2 separate regions of the Mus musculus genome follow, and region 1 is linked to region 2. A link is a loop called in an ENCODE intact Hi-C map of the cell type or tissue named here. Cell type or tissue: heart. All regions are shown on one strand.

The links. Peaks named below come from ENCODE experiments on the same cell type or tissue, not always from the same donor. Only the 100,000 strongest peaks of a DNase experiment are listed, where the experiment ranks them.
Region 1: it touches region 2 in a loop (2.9-fold over the local background); 8 of 42 quality-filtered maps call a loop at or near these places.

What each region holds. Positions count from the first base shown.
Region 1 is chr9:50,654,695-50,662,694 of GRCm38, reverse strand. It overlaps Dlat (dihydrolipoamide S-acetyltransferase (E2 component of pyruvate dehydrogenase complex)), which reads left to right and starts at 2,915. Exons shown (of 14, transcript NM_145614.4): 1 at 2,915-3,504; 2 at 3,906-4,007; 3 at 4,406-4,530; 4 at 4,697-4,850. The coding sequence starts at 3,229. In heart, no CTCF peak of the experiment used is centred here; DNase peaks (open chromatin) are centred at 2,084 and 3,074; H3K4me3 peaks cover 3,100 bases; H3K27ac peaks cover 2,279 bases.
Region 2 is chr9:50,599,115-50,607,114 of GRCm38, reverse strand. It overlaps Sdhd (succinate dehydrogenase complex, subunit D, integral membrane protein), which reads left to right and starts at 3,266. Exons shown (of 4, transcript NM_025848.3): 1 at 3,266-3,377; 2 at 6,451-6,567. The coding sequence starts at 3,326. Timm8b (translocase of inner mitochondrial membrane 8B) reads right to left here and starts at 3,214. Exons shown (of 2, transcript NM_013897.2): 1 at 3,076-3,214; 2 at 1,795-2,182. The coding sequence starts at 3,159. The coding sequence ends at 2,015. It overlaps Nkapd1 (NKAP domain containing 1), which reads left to right. Exons shown (of 6, transcript NM_212449.2): 6 at 1-1,875. In heart, a CTCF peak has its summit at 3,103 (motif pointing left); a DNase peak (open chromatin) is centred at 3,304; H3K4me3 peaks cover 3,930 bases; H3K27ac peaks cover 2,471 bases.

The DNA.
Region 1 (8,000 bases), 56 kb before region 2:
CATTTAGTGAAGGTAAATTTCCTCAAGTGATCTCCCTGGTAGCATGTTTGCTCATTATCAGGAGGGTGGAGATAAGGATTGTTTTATTGCTAGAGATAATTTACTGTAGGTATTTCTAATGTAAGCACAAGATAGATCAAGATGGATTACTGTAAAAAAGGATTAGTTGATTTTCAACTCTTTTGACATCATATGTGAATGTATAAACACATCAGAACCTATGAGTATAAACTGTAACATTAGTCTTCAAATGCAAAATCGAACCCTAGTTAGCTCAGCAGTGTTTAAAACTGAATTCTGAACTCTGCACATGCTAATCATGATTTCTGCCACCAAGCCACCGAGGATCCCAGCCAGAAATAGATAGTTATTTTTTTGAGACAGCATCTCACCATGTTATCTAAACAGATATATTCAGATAATTAATCACTTTCCTTCAGCCTCTGCAGTAGCTGGAATCACAGGCATAGACTATCACCCCAGCCCAGAAATAAATAAGGAATTCACAAATCAATTTAAAGGCTCTGTCTGTCTCTCCCAAATTCAAGCAGCCTCATTTATCACTTAATGTTACCAATTTCAATGCTTGATATATTTCAACTTTTAGCTCCGAGTGTTTTCTTTCATTTGGTTTCTGAATATGTATTTCCAGCTTTATGTTTGAGACAGGGTCTTACCATGTAGACCTAGCTGGCCTGGAACTCAACAGAGATCCATCTGCCTCTGCCTTTCAAGGGCTAAGAATTTTAAGATTTTTTTTTTTTTAAGATAGAGTACATGTAGGTAGCCCAGGCTAGCCCCAAAGTGGCCATCTGGTGCTTGAACAACAGAACAACAGTCATGTACACCATACTGGCTATCAGTTGTAACTTTTTGTCCTCCCAATTTCTTCTTGTGTTCTTGGTATTCTCTGACCATCTGTACACTGAGGAATTGGTAGACATTCAGAGCACGCTTCCTCCTAATTTAATGTCACTTTCAGTTCAGGAATGATAAGGCTAATTACATAACCCATCCAATGGATACATATTGCATAAATGTTGCACATAAATCATTACTCAATAACTGAAAGTCAAGCACTCAGCAGGATTACTGCTATACTAATTCAGAAGACAAGGAGAAACAGCACATAAGATCTTCATCTGCCTCACACATTAGTAAGTTTTGTTTTTTTTTTAATCTGATGTGTGTACCGCATCAGAAGGTCTGTTCGTGACTGCACAGCATACAAAGGTGACGTCACCAAGTGTTGATGCTGCTCAGTGACACTAGGATAGAAAATGAGGGAAAATATACAATATTTATCTGAGACCGAGTTAATTTGCTTAATTAAGTTGCATCCATTTTGTGAATGACAAACCCCATTATTTGTGACTGAAAAAAAATTACATTGTGTCTATACCCATTTTCAATAGACATTCTTTTAGGATGGACACATAGTTTAGTCCTATAAATGAGATACCCGTGTGAACTGTGCTGTCAGTCTAAAAAAAAATCGCTTAAATAGTTACTACAATACATAGAGTTGATTTATAGTTGTCAATATTGAGGATGCTGCTTCAGATAAATATGTACCATATGAGCTGGCAAGATAGCTCAGTGTTGGTCTGGAGAGATGGAGTTGGTTAGCATATACACAGAAAATAATGTCATAATTTAATATATATATATATATATATATATATATATATATATATATATATATATTATATATATACATAGAATAGGAAAATCTAGGGAGACATTTACTGGAAAATTTAGTCCTAATCTCAAACCAAAATTCACTGATTGATTTTCTATGAAATTCAAATCAGCCACGGCAATTTTAAAATCCAAATACTCATAACAATTCAACCTAAAGATTATACTACTATAATGTTTATATAGAAGGGATAACTGTGGGAAATGTCTTTCTGCAATTAAATCATTATGCTCACGTGAGAGCAGAACACTTTGTACAGTAAAACCAGTGCGAATCACACCATACACGGGGAATCTGTGCCAAGGTGTTTCAGGCAGTGTTGGCTGGCCTCGTGTGACACCGAGGGCATGGCAGTACAAAGGGCACGGGTGTCCTCACAGCCACAGCTGCAGCGACGCGGTAGGATTCAGTGTAGGCAGCAGTAGTGAGAAACAACCTAGGTTGGCGCGGCTGGGTTCGGCAGCTTTTCACTGTTGCCATTTTTTTTCTTTTGACCCCACATTGTTACTCCATAGTTTAAGAAAGGTTTCTGTTGTTGTTTTCCTATTGAATTCACAGAACTGCGGGACAGCACGACAACGACTTTCGCAAAGTTGTATCTTAAACCTTTCTTTAAAAAAAAAAAAAAAAAGAATCTCAGTATGTAGCCCAAGCTGGCCTGGCAATGAACAGCATTAAACCAGGCTGTCCTGGAATCTAGGGTTCCACCTGCCTCTGTCTCCGTAATGCTATAATTAAAGGAATGTGTGTGTGTTAAAATATTTTCGCTATTTAAGAGGATACGGTGGAAATCTGGGGGTAATAAAACTGCTTTTTACAAACAAGTATCTTTATAGAGGAAATATAATTAGTCTTCTGTGACTAACTGGAAATGTGAAAATGTACCTTTCTCTTGGCTGCCCTTCACATCATTTGGCTGAAAACCCTGCTGCTCCCGTTTCCGGTGGGTTAGGGACCTAGGACAGCCTGCACGGGGCGGGCTCTGCAGCCAAGGGTCACCCCCTGATCCCCCGTCACTCGAGGGCCTTTCCTTTCTCCAACTTTCCAAGGTGCGCCCGCACCCATCGACCTAAAGCTTTGCATTACTGTCAGCCCGGGCTCTTTTCCCCAGCTTTTTCTTAAAGCAAAGGCGGTCGTTCCCTTTGGCACCGCCTCCCTGCCCTCAGGCTGCAGCCGGTCCGACTCTCGGGTCCCTTAGAGCGGCCCTGGTCCGTACTTCCCATCCTCTGCGACACCTCTCCTAGGGCCTTTCCCGTTTCTCCCAAACGTGCACCGCCCCCGCACTGCCTCGCAGCGCCTTCGTCACCGCAGATCCTAAGCGGCAGCCTCCCGTCCCTCTCGGGTGTCTCCGACGCGTCCCCCCCGCAGAGGGGCACGGAAACCCTACGTTCCGGTCGCCCGTCCAAGCAGCCGCTTTTACGACACTGCGCGACCGCAGTGCGCGGCTGACGGCAGAGCCGCGCTGCTCTTGGAGAGGTCACTCCGGAGACGGCGGAGCCTTTGGGGCGTGGGGGTCGGTGGCAGTAATGTGGCGCGTCTGTGCGCGGAGGGCGCGGAGTGCTGTGCCCAGGGATGGGTTCAGGGCTCGGTGGGCGGCCTTGAAGGAAGGCCCCGGGGCCCCATGCGGGAGCCCGCGGATTGGCCCCGCTGCGGTCCGTTGCGGTAGTGGGATCCCCCGCTATGGGGTCCGCTCCTTGTGCGGCTGGAGCTCCGGCTCCGGCACTGTCCCGCGTAACCGCTTGCTGCGACAACTCCTGGGGTCGCCCAGCCGCCGCTCTTACAGCCTCCCTCCGCATCAGAAGGTGAGTGACCCACCCTGGAGCCTGTTGTCCTTCAGAGCCCGCTCCTTGGCGTGGGGAATCCTCCTTGAGAGGCCTCCGACAGCCAGCTCCCTCCCAGATCTATTACGGTCCCTCGCCCAAGACCTTCCCAGTGGGCATCTTTTCTATTGAAAGAGGTCTAAGCCTGCGGCTATGGGCAAAAGGTCTGAGAAGTCTCACGTGCTTTCTCAGATCCACTAGACTGACTGGAGGATCAACCTGCCTCTGAAAGTCATGAATTTCTGGAGTGCTAGATCTCCCTTTGTATCTCCAGTGAACAGTTTGAAATGTGACTCAGTAAATACTCTGCATGAACTTGGGTGGAATGAAAGCACGCCGAGGGCTAAGTATGCCTGTTTAAATGTATGCTTCTTTTTCTGCAGGTTCCATTACCTTCCCTTTCCCCTACAATGCAGGCAGGCACCATAGCCCGCTGGGAAAAAAAAGAAGGGGAAAAAATCAGTGAGGGTGATCTAATTGCAGAGGTAAGTCTTAAAACACGCAGATTTTACCTAAGGGAGTGGCTTTGCTGAATAGACTAAAGCTTAGCCTTCTGGTAGGTAGTTTCCTCTTTCTCTTTAAGAAGCAGCTCCCCTCCCACCTCCCCATTTATTAGAGATGATTGGTTAGCTACGTTGTCAGCAGCTAGCTAAATTGTTTTTGAGATCACGGTGTAACTCTGGCTGGCCTGCAATGCTCAGAGATATCCCCCCCCACCCCCAATGTTACAATGTTAGCAATGCCTAGCTTCTACCCAAAATGTTTTTAAACCGTTCTTTCAAGTCTGTGGTAGTGGGTTTTATCTTCGTATGGATTTCTAGACACATTCCAGTTAACTGCCTCTTGGCAGTACAAACCTAAGCCAGTGCTTTTGTGCTAACAGGTTGAAACTGATAAAGCCACTGTTGGGTTTGAGAGCCTGGAGGAGTGCTATATGGCCAAGATCCTTGTTCCTGAAGGGACCAGAGATGTTCCAGTTGGGTCCATCATCTGTATCACAGTTGAAAAGTGAGTAAAAACAAAAAGAAAAAAAAATCTTTGTAATTTGTGAACATTTGTTGCTTTTAAAGCATTTCAACTCAGATTGGAAGTTAAAGACATGTGAGGACTCGCTGGGAGGTTAGGGATTGGATTTGCTTTATAAATTCTATATTTATGTATTCTTTTTCTTCAGGCCTCAGGATATTGAGGCCTTTAAAAATTATACATTGGATTTGGCGGCGGCAGCTGCCCCACAGGCAGCCCCAGCTGCAGCCCCAGCTCCAGCTGCTGCCCCAGCGGCACCTTCTGCAAGCGCTCCCGGTAGCTCCTATCCTACTCATATGCAGGTAAGACTCAGCCTCTGAGTGCCGGCTCCTGGTGACTTGTTATTAATTATTTTATTGTCATTTTTCTCTATGGGTGGCTATTGTACTCTGAAAACGTGTCATTAACTATAAGTGCCTGTCATTCAGCCGTATTGAGAGATTTTAGCTGTGAAAATTATTCTTGTTGTTTCTAAGTGTGTGAGCCTGGACAGTTTCTTTAACCTTTCTCGGCTTTAGCCCAGGATACAGGATAATGCTTGGCTTTTCTCTTTCACAAACGATGTGAAAGGTTTCGGAAATGACTTTTTCCCCTATGCAAGTAGAATTTAAGTAGAGAACAGGTGCTATTTGCTGAATGAAAGTCCCCAGATGAAGTTTTCCTTTGGTTTAGAGTGGGCTACTTCTAAGCATAGATGAAGTATTCCAGTAATAGTCATTAGTGAAAAAATAACAATAAAGAATAAGTATGATGGTGATGGAGAGCTGGCTCAGTGGTAAGAGCACTGACTGCTCTTGTAGAGGTCTCAGGTTTGATTCCCTGCAACCACGTGGCAGCTCACCACTGTCTGTAAGTCCAGTTCCAGGGGACCCAGCACCCTCACAAAGACATGCATACAGGGAAAACACCAACGCATATAAAATATAAATAAATCATTTAAAAAGAATGAGCAGTATGGAATAAGTCTACAGGATAACATTCTAACAGTGCTGTTGGCCATAAATGTGATTACCACCAACCTAGATCAGCTCTAGGAAACCATCTTGTGCTTTTTCTTCCTAAACACAATCTAATTACAGCTTCCCACCCCAGGTCCTCCCTGCTTCCCTACCTACCCATGCCCTTTCCTTCTTCTTATTAGACATCTAAAAAAAAAACAAAAAACAAAACTAGAATAGGGCCAAACAAACAGGGGAAAAAGAGCCAAAGAAAATCATACCCAGACGCCAAAAGCCTGTGCACTTAATCACAGTATTAGATCTTAGAGTTTTCCTTTGTTTATCTTTCTGTGGTCTTGATGTTGGAAGTAAGTAAAATCTAAAGGATTAAGATTTGGCCTTTCCTTAACTTTATAAGAAGTTTTCTGGGTGAGTCAGTTTCTTCTCTGGAAATCACGTTCCAAGTCTATTGGTAACAATTCCTTATGATGAAATTTTTCCTGGTCTTTAGCTTTCATGATGATTTCTTTCAGTTCAGCAACCTTATTTTGTTACATAAGACCTCTTTTCTCCATTTTATCCTGCTCTGTGTTTAAGTGTTAGAATTGGGTCCTAAGAATCCTTTGAGATGGTAAAGATAAATAAATGAGTGTATTTCTCTTTCTACTGCCCCCCCCCATGCACACTCAAACATACACATTCATACTTTACTGGTGATTGTGCAACAAAGAAAAGAAATTCTGAACAAGAAATAATTTTTAAAGAGTTTCTAAGTCTTGCAGACATGGTGGCACACACCTTTAATCCCAGCACTCTGGAAGCAGGGGCATGCAGGTCTCTGAGTTAGAGGCCAGCTCAGTCTACAAATTGAGTTCCAGGATAGCCAGGGCTGTTATACAGAGAAAACCTGTCCAAAATAAAGATATTTGTTTTTACATGCATTTAGTGTGCACTTAAATGTGTAGAGGTCATTGTGGAAGTAAGTTAGTTGTCTTCTATAACCAGAGTGCGCAGAGAAGGGGGAGCTGGAAAGCGAGGCTTGTTGTTGACTTCAGTGAGAGACTCTCAAGTAAATGAGGGAGATAGCTCAGGATACCTTACATCCTCCTCTGGCTTCTCCACTGCACACTTATATACACCTGTGCATGCATCACACACACACACACACACACACACACACACACACACACACACATCAGAAAGCCTTTTGTTTTTTAACAGTTTAAAAAAATACAATGTATTGTTCCTCTATCTCTGAAGAATGGTATTTAGTTTTGTGGGTTTTCCCTCTAGTCCTGCCTCATGCATGCTAGTCAGCTACTCTTCTACTACTGAACCTCATCCTTTGCTCCCAGAATTGCTCTTAATGTTCAGTTTTAAAAATTGTGTGTGTAGACATGTGCATGCTGGTATTCCCGGAGACAGGATTGGATTCACTAAAGCTAGAGTTACAGGTGATTGAGAGTTGGCCCATCGGGAACCAAACTAAGATCCTATGCAAGAGCAGCAAGTGTTCTGAATCACTTAGCCATATCTTTAGTCCTTAATTTATATATATGTATATATATATGTGTGTGTGTGTGTGTGTGTGTGTGTGTGGTGTGAAATAAGTATGGTTTCTCATGAGTGAAAAGATGCTTATTGCAGAACACAGTAAATTCAGCAGTTTGTCTAGACCAAGATCGTTCTGTAAGAATGAAAAGGATCCACCTCACACAGTCAGAATGGCTAAGATCAAAAATTCAGGGGACAGCAGATGCTGGTGAGGATGTGGAGAAAGAGGAACACTCCTCCATTGCTGGTGGGGTTGCAAGCTGGTACAACCACTCTGGAAATCAGTCTGGTGGTTCCTCAGAAAATTGGATATAGTACTACCTGAGGACCCAGCTATGCCACTCCTGGGCATCTACCCAGAAGATGCTCCAACATATAACATTCCAACATATAACTAGGACACATGCTCAACTATGTTCATAGCAACCTTATTTATAATAGCCAGAAGCCAGAAAGAACCCAGATGTTCCTCAACAGAGGAATGGATACAGAAAGTGTGGTATATTTACACAGTGGAGTACTACTCAGCCATTAAAAACAATGACTTCATGAAATTCTTAGGCAAATGGATGGAACTAGAAAATATCATCCCAATCATAAAGGAATACACATGGTATGCACTCACTGATAAGTGGATATTAGCCTAGAAGCTTGGAATACTAAAGATACAATTCATAGACCACATGAAGCTCAAAAAGAAAGAAGACCAAGGCGTGGATGATTTGGTCCTTCTTAGAAGGGGGAACAAAATATTCACGGGAGGAAAAGCAGAGACAAAGTGTGGAGCAGAGACTGAAAGAAAGGCCATCCAGAGACTGCCCCACCTGGGGATCCATCCCATATACAGTCACCAAACTCAGGTACTATTATGGATGCCAAGCAGTGCATGCTGACAGGAGCCTGATATAGCTGTCTCCCGAGAGGCTCTGCCAGTGCCTGACAAATACAGAGGCCACGCTC
Region 2 (8,000 bases):
GGATGGAGGAGGAAGACTGAAGTAGTGCTAAATAGAATGGTTTGACAAGGAGACCGTGCTATTCATACAGGAGGCATGCTGCCTTCAGCTTTGGTGCTTTGGTTCTTCTGCAGTTGGGCCCTATAGGCATCCAGTTTACTGAGCGAGGAAATAGTTAAAAGAACAAACCTTTTCCCTTCATGGTAATCTCTACAGATGACTGCTAAGGAACCTAGGGTTTTCAGCCTAATCTCCCTGCTGGCCAGGGTCTACAGCTACATTTAGCATAACCCAAACATAACAGTAACTGGATAGTAAATGTTTTTCTAGTTCCATTGCTGTATACTGCCTAAATGGGCTTGTATTTGAAATTGTTTGGTTGTCCTATCTATCAAATGGAAAGAATTAGGAAGTAGTTATGTTGCCATGATGCTTTCAAAGAGATTCAGGGCATCAGCCATCTAAATGTCTGTTTTTTAAAAAAATTTTATTATTATTATTATTATTATTATTATTTTTGCTGAGTTGGGGATTGAACCGAAGGCCTTGCATATACTAGGCAAGTGCTCTACCATTGAGCCATACCCCCAGTCCTGTTGTTTTCCTTGTTCATTTCTAATTCTATTAATGGATTTTAGATTTTCCCTGAAACCAGTTGAATCAATTCCAAAATGAAACACACTTCTCAGGGACATACCCACTTCCCAGTCTGACTTTGTGTTTTGATTATCAAGAACATATTATTTCCCCCTGCTATATACTGTGATCCTGATATTAAAAGAAACCAAAATACCACTGGAAAGTGGCTGGTAGAACAGTTGGCTTTTCATTAAGAGGAAAGATAAAGTGACATTTATCAGGGTTTTTGTTTTTGAGGTTGTCACTTTGGTACTGAGCGAATGCATGAAAACTCAAGACTGTGGGCCATGGTTCTGCCACTAATTGATTGAGTTCTAGAGCAGGTTAACCTCCCTGGCCTTACTCTTTGCATGTGTAATACAAAGATACTTCATGGTTAGCATGACATACACCAGCAATAGAATATGATAATGCTGACATCCCATGAAGTGGCATTTTATAGTAATAACTAAATTTGTGCTCTTTATGGAACATATTTCTAATAAAATGCTTGTTCTTAAAATATATGGTTGGCCAGATGTGCCCTATCCCTTGATTATGAGCAGGTGCCGCCTTTTGGGGTACTGAAACACTAATGATTTTAGTACTCAAATGCCAATATTCCATGAGCCTTTTGGGGTACTGAAACACTAATGATTTTAGTACTCAAATGCCAATATTCCATGATATATTCTTTTCCTTGGGTCTAGTGGAGGGAGAGTCTAGTTACTACCTCATAACCTTCTAGAAGCAAGTGATATCTTTGTTGGAAGTAGTTTTGGGCATGCATTCTTAATGCAGTTTTGTGCTACAAATGTACTGATTCTAAGCACAGACTCGGGAAGATTGTCCTGCAGAATAAGGCACTTCCAAGTTTGAGTTTTGACCTTACCTTCCTCCCATACAACAGACATATCTTTTCTCCAGGGAAAGCACATTTTGCCTGATTTAACACCCCTGCCCCACCACCCCGCACTGTTCTATCTTTTCTTGGTCACATAAGCAATAAAATTGTTTCTGTTCTAATCCATGCCTTAGGCTAAGGCTTTGATGGTTCCTCTAATCCCCTTAACAGTGGTTTAGGACTACTTTTGAAAACCTGTCTCTCCCATTTCCACGATCAGCTCTGGAACATGTATTAGTGTTCCTGAGAGATGATTATGTTGAATCCTAAATTGGGATTTAGAAGAACAAGAATTGGAGACTTCACATTTATTAACTGGTGTGATACAAGTTGGAATTACTGAATTCCCATAAATAAAATTTCACTTTTGAACATTTGCTCTGTTACTTTTTAACACCAACAGACTTTGTAACTGCCTGACGCTAACCTGACAGGTTGGCAGGTCTTTCACCACTGGCCATTCAATCTGCTTGGTAACAAGTCTTTTGGTCTTCTGTCATTCTAAGGTATGGCCTACTGCCCTCCTTTCTGTACGATCTGGGCAAACCGACCGGTGATGGCAAGAGTAGTGTCAATGAAGCGATCCACACAGCTAGAGAGGCAGTTTTCAGTGCGGGAGTCTAGCCGACTTCCTGGCTTCTCCACACACTTATCCCAACATAGTTCCATGAAGTGATGCACCTAAGGGCAGAGAAAAACCTTTTTTAGTCATTAGGGTATGAGATATCTTAGTTCATCATTCTGTGATATTTAATAGCATATTGTAGGATCACTTCAGGACTACTCTTTCTTTACTTTGTCACCAGTAACAGCCCCAGATCAGTAAATTCTCATTAGAACTCATTCTTTTGCAGAGAGATGATGGGGCAGGTCTTTAATCCCAGCACTTGGGAGTCAGAGGCAGGTGGATCTCAGAGTTAAGGCCAGCCTGGTCTACAGAGGGAGTTGCAAGACAGCCAGGCTAACAGAGAAACCCTGTCTTCAAACCAACGATTCATACTTTCACAATTCTCAAAGCAACTAGCAGTACTATTAAATCAGAGGAAGTCAGGACATTAACCTGTCGGTTCTTGATAGCTATCAGTACTTCCAAGGTTATCTTGATTGAACGGTTAAAACCCTAGTAGGAAATACGCTGTCCCACACCAAATGAGTCAACACTGATAGCTGCAGGGCTCATCTTTCTCTAATAATGATCACCATTTACAAATACATCATCACATTATCCAATGCAGAGGCAGCGGGCAACAACGAACCCAGATCTCATGGTGAGGACGGGTGTCTTGTCTCCAGGCACCTGTGCTCCAAGGTCGGAACCCAGAGATTCCGAGTGCCATTCCCGACCAGCGACCAGCTAATAACCGCATGCTCCTGTGGCCCAAACCTTTCCGCTGTTTTCGAACCCTTTCCTCCCACGCAGCGCTTGCCTCCCGGGCACTGAGCACTGTAGATCACTGGGGCGGGAGGCGCAGCCCGGATCGAGTGGGGCCGCTGTGCCGCAGTGTCCAGAGCTCCGTGAGTGCCCGGGATCTGCGCCTCACCCTCCTTCCCCTGTTCCTTCCTCATCCTCGTACCTGCGCAGTGAATTGCGCCTTCTGCTGTTCGGCGGCCACCAGGCGTTGTAACTCCGCTTCGTCCGCTTCACCAAGCTCGGCCATTGTCGGAGTCAGGCGCTTCGCTGGGGTGCGCACGCGCGGTGGCAGCGCACCGTCTCCTGCCTTCCGGTTCACGCTTCAGGTTGCCTCACCGTTCTTTTACGCGGGGCGGGACTTACTACATAACTGTTTCCGGGTTGTAGAGTGACCTTGAGCCCTCGAAAGCGACATGGCGGTTCTCTTAAAGCTGGGCGTTCTCTGCAGTGGCCAAGGAGCTCGAGGTGAGGTGTCTTGGCCATCAAAGGTTCTTGCTGCAGGCTGAAGCAGGGGAGAGGAAGGAGTTAGAGCTCGCCCGCTGGGTGGTGGGACGTCTTGAGAGGAGGGAACTTGCTCTTGTGCCCTCGAGGCACCACCTATGCGGACGCAACGTTGACCGCTATAGCCTAAAGGCCCAAGTGTTTACGTGCTGGCTGGTGTCCCCAGCTCGTACTTTCCGCTTCTGCACTGTGGTTGTGACCCCGGGCTAATATGAAAACAAACTCCTATTTGAGTGTGGATGGAAGGAGTCCGTTTGATAATTTGTTCTGAGTGGCTTGCTGTGTAGTGCTGTCTTCCTCGATCTAGCCATGTAGACAAGACTAACCTAGAGCTTGCCGGGAGCCCCGTGACTGCTCCCGAGGGCTGCCATAAAAACCGTGCACCCTCACTCAGGGCTTCGATAATCATTTTAACCAGGCATTTTACCTATACCAGGCGCCTAAGAGGCTAGTATATAAACACGAATTAAACAGTTTCAACCCTCGAAGAACTTCTTGTGTGGGGGCTACAGGCAAAGTAAAGCAAAACCTGTTGTGTTATGTAGACATTATTGAGTGCAGAGAACGTTTGGGGTACTTGCTTTGAAAGGACTAACCTGCCTTGGCTCTGCAGGGAATTACATCCTATAGTAACCGAGAGCAGCAAAAACCAAAGTGAGGGGCTATAAAGATGCACAGGGTGCGATAAAATGGAACAAATACAGTAATATCTGTGAAAGTCAAAGTGTAATCTAGAAAGGCAAAATGGAACTAAGCCACAGGACTTACTTTATTCTCTTTTGAAAATACAGTCTCTCTGTTGCCCAGGTTGGGAGTAAGATCGAAAGGTTTGATAGGTTTACAATCTTGGTTTATTTTTGCTGTTACTGTTGTTGCTTAGGCTGCCCTGGAACTTGTCCTGTCTCAGCCTCCAGAGTAGCTGGGGTGCACCACCTGCCCTCACAATCTTTCCCTTTTGAGCCCAGCATCTCATGCTTGCTGAGCGTGTGCCCTGTTGCCAGACTATACAAGCCTCAGCCTCAGCCTAGACTTAGGTTAGTAACAGTGTAGTAGATGGATGACCTTGGTGGAGATAGAGGAGGTTCCGACCCAAGTCATGGAGATGAGATAGATGAGATAAGCACGCTGCGGCAGCCAGGCAGGTGAAGTCCTGAGCTTGGAAGGGAAAGGGAGAAGAAGGCAGTCTCAGGAAGTGTTAAGGAGCTGTGTCAGTAGGATTTGGTGATTTATAGAGGGAACTACCTGGCTGGCTATTGGTTATTACTTGAATTAGCTGCGTGGAGTTATTCGATCATGACTAGTTGGAACAGACATGAGGTGTATGAAAAACAGTTCCACAGCTGAACAGTTGGGAAGTGGCAGATGGCTTAGGCCACACTTAACAGAAGCAAGACTAGAACGAGCTCAGGCCTGCTTTCACAGGCTGGTGATTCTAGTGCTTGGTGCTGGAAATGGGAGGGTCAAAAGGTTCAAGGTCATGGGGCAAGGGACAAAGAGCAAGGCAACTCTCTGAGTTAGAAGCTAGCCTGGTCTGCATAGAGAGTTCCAGGCCAGCCAGAGCAAACAGTGAAACCCTATAACCACCTTCCACCCCTCCAACTCTACCATGCATGCCTTCAAAATAAATAAATAAATAAATAAAGACAGGAGAGAAAATATTAAATTATCTATTTGTGTATGTATGCAGTTAGCATTCTGGGAGCTCATTAAACCTTTGTTTACTTTGTCTAGTTTTTAGCAGTGTTAGGAAGTAAATGCAGTTGTTGACTGTGTTGGCTAGTTTTTGCCTACTTGATGCAACTTAGTCAGTTGGAAAGAGGGAACTTAACTGAAGAATCGCTTCCAGTGGATTAGCCCTTGGCCATGTCTGTGAGTGAGTTTCTTGACTGATGTGGAAGGGCCCAGGCCCCTGTGGGTAGCACTATCTATTGTAGACAGTTGTGCCCGGGCTGAATAATAAGGCTAGTGAGCGTGAGCCATGGAGCAGGCCAGTAAGCACCGCTCCCCTGTGGTTTCCACTTCAGTTTCTACTTGATTGCTTGCCCTGGTTTCCCTCAACGCTGGACAGTGAGCTAGAATCGGAAGCTGAAGTAAACACTTTGTTCCCCTAAGTTGATTTTGGTCATGGTATTTACATAGTAACAGAAAGCAAACTAGAACACTTTTCTACAGCTATTTAAATTAGCTGCTTATCATCCCATGGCTAATCTCTGATGTGGCTGGGTGAACATCAGTCTGTCTTCACCAAGAGGCAAGATCCAAAGGGAAACAGGAAGGAAGGCTCCAAGGGTGCAGATGAAATTTGGTCTTGAAAAGAAAGAGGACACTAGGTTAATTTTCTGAACTAAATTGTGTATCTTGAGGGCAAAGACTTTTTTGTCCTTATGTTTCTTGCTGTGTTGCCAAGCACAGACTTCATGCAGTTAGAATGCGATAACTCGGCGAGTAAACGTAAGAACCGCCAGGTTTTAAGTAGAGAAAGTGAGGCCTTTTAGTTATGTAGCTTCTATGTAGGAGTCTGCAGATTTTCCTTGCTTATTTTTGAGACAGGGTCTCATGTGACCCCATGCTGATCTCAGACCCCATAGGTAGGTGAGGCTGACCTTGAGTTTCTGCTCCTGCCTCTCCAGTGCCTGCGTGTATGTGGTCAGTGTTGGAAATAAACCCCATGAATGCTTGGCAAGCAACTGAGCTACGTCCCCAGTACAGATTTTTTTTTTTTTTTTTAAATAAAGTTTGGGATGGAAAGATGGCTCTTAGGTTAAGAGCACTTATTGCTTTTCCAGAGAACCTGGGTTCTCTTCCCAGAACACACATAGTGGCTATAACTATAACTCCAGGTCTAGGGCAGATATAACTCTAGTTATAAAGAAGGATGTTGCAGATACCAGGCATGCACATGGTACGCAGATATTACATGTCGGTAAGACACTCGTGCATATTAAAATACATCCTTTAAAGTAAAAATGTATTCATTGTCATGCCTGCTCATGGTCCCGTTAGGAAGCACTTACGAGCCCTGTCTTTCTTCCCTCAGCTCTCCTACTCCGAAGCCGGGTGGTCAGACCCGCTTATGTGTCAGCATTTCTCCAGGACCAGCCTACCCAAGGACGGTGTGGTACCCAGCACATTCACCTGTCACCAAGCCACCACTGTATGTCCTCTCTGCCTCAGCTTTGTCAGGAGTTCTATTTATTATTCTAAGCGTGTTGGTGTTTTGCCTGCATGTCTATCTGTGCACTTGCATTTCTGATGCACAGGGTCCAGAAGAGGGTGTTGGATTCCCTGGAAGGGAGTTAAAGAAGTTGTGCACTGCTACTGTCTTGGGGCTTTGGCTATCTTTACCTGAGCTAATAATATACTTGGGGGGTCTTGATGTCTTCTCAGGAGGACGCTCATTGTCTGCTAGCTAAATAAAGACCCAGTTTACAAACCTTTGCACACAGAGTGCAAACAGAGTCGAGAAATACCATTTATATTCACAGAGAACCTTCTGGCCCAACTCTTCAAAATGTGTTACATTATTGTCAAGAAAACAACTCTGTAGAAGTCTGTTCAGTGCGGCTTAGGTACTGCTGTTTGTTTAGCCAGTGGAAAGGAGTGAATTGTGCAGAACATCTAATTTTGTGACTGAATCCTGGATTTATAGCTGAGGGTTTTTTTGTTTTTGTTTTTAGGTTGATTAAAACCATATGGGATTTTGTAGGTAAATACTGTGTGGCTATTCACAGTAGACATTCTAAACATGACTAATGAGCTAACTGTATTTTTATTAAAGTCTGGAGGGAGAAATTTTTTTTTTGTCTTGACTGGTCTGAAAATTGCTTTGTAGTCCAGGGTAGCCTCAAACTTGCAGTGATCTTCCTGAAATCATGGTTTTGAATTGTCATTTTGTTAATTTTTTTGAGATAGGGTCTTACTGTAGCTGTCCCAGAACTCACCATGTATTCCAGACTGCAGTCCTCCTGCCTCAGCCTCTTGGTGCCGTGATTACCGGCCTTCATGCCTGGCTGCTGAGATTTGTAAAGAGTCTTCATTTTTATTTTTTATCTTCTGCTTTCAGTCCTCTGTGGTTCTTAAGGCAGCCACTTAACTGATGAGTGAGTCTAGCTGGAGGGCTTTTCTGCCTATTAAACCCTTTCTGTTTTTGACCAGTTTTTGTTTCTGGATTCCTTTGCTAGATTTATCAGACTTGTTCTGGAGTGCATGGGGCTGAAGAAAGTCCACTGAAGTAGTATGTATAGATTTTCTGTATGTGCCTGTTCTGGGTAGGGCCTCCATCGTTTTGTGAGGTTTGTGCAGAAGTTCATAGCCTCTTAGAAATGAGGCTTAGAGCCTGTGCTGGTTTGGCTTGTGGAAGAGCCGTCTTCATGTTTCATTTGTGTGGCACTGGGTTGTAAAGAGACAGAAGGACTGTAACCTTAAAAAGTAGCCGTAGGCCTTTGCTCCTTTCACTCTGGTTGAACTGTTTTTAAAACATATCACATTTCCCCCCTAAAATAATAATAGTATTATTATTTTAAAGGGGTCACATCAGGGATTGCTAAATTACATTCATAAGATACCTCTTGCCACTGAAGTAAAAAA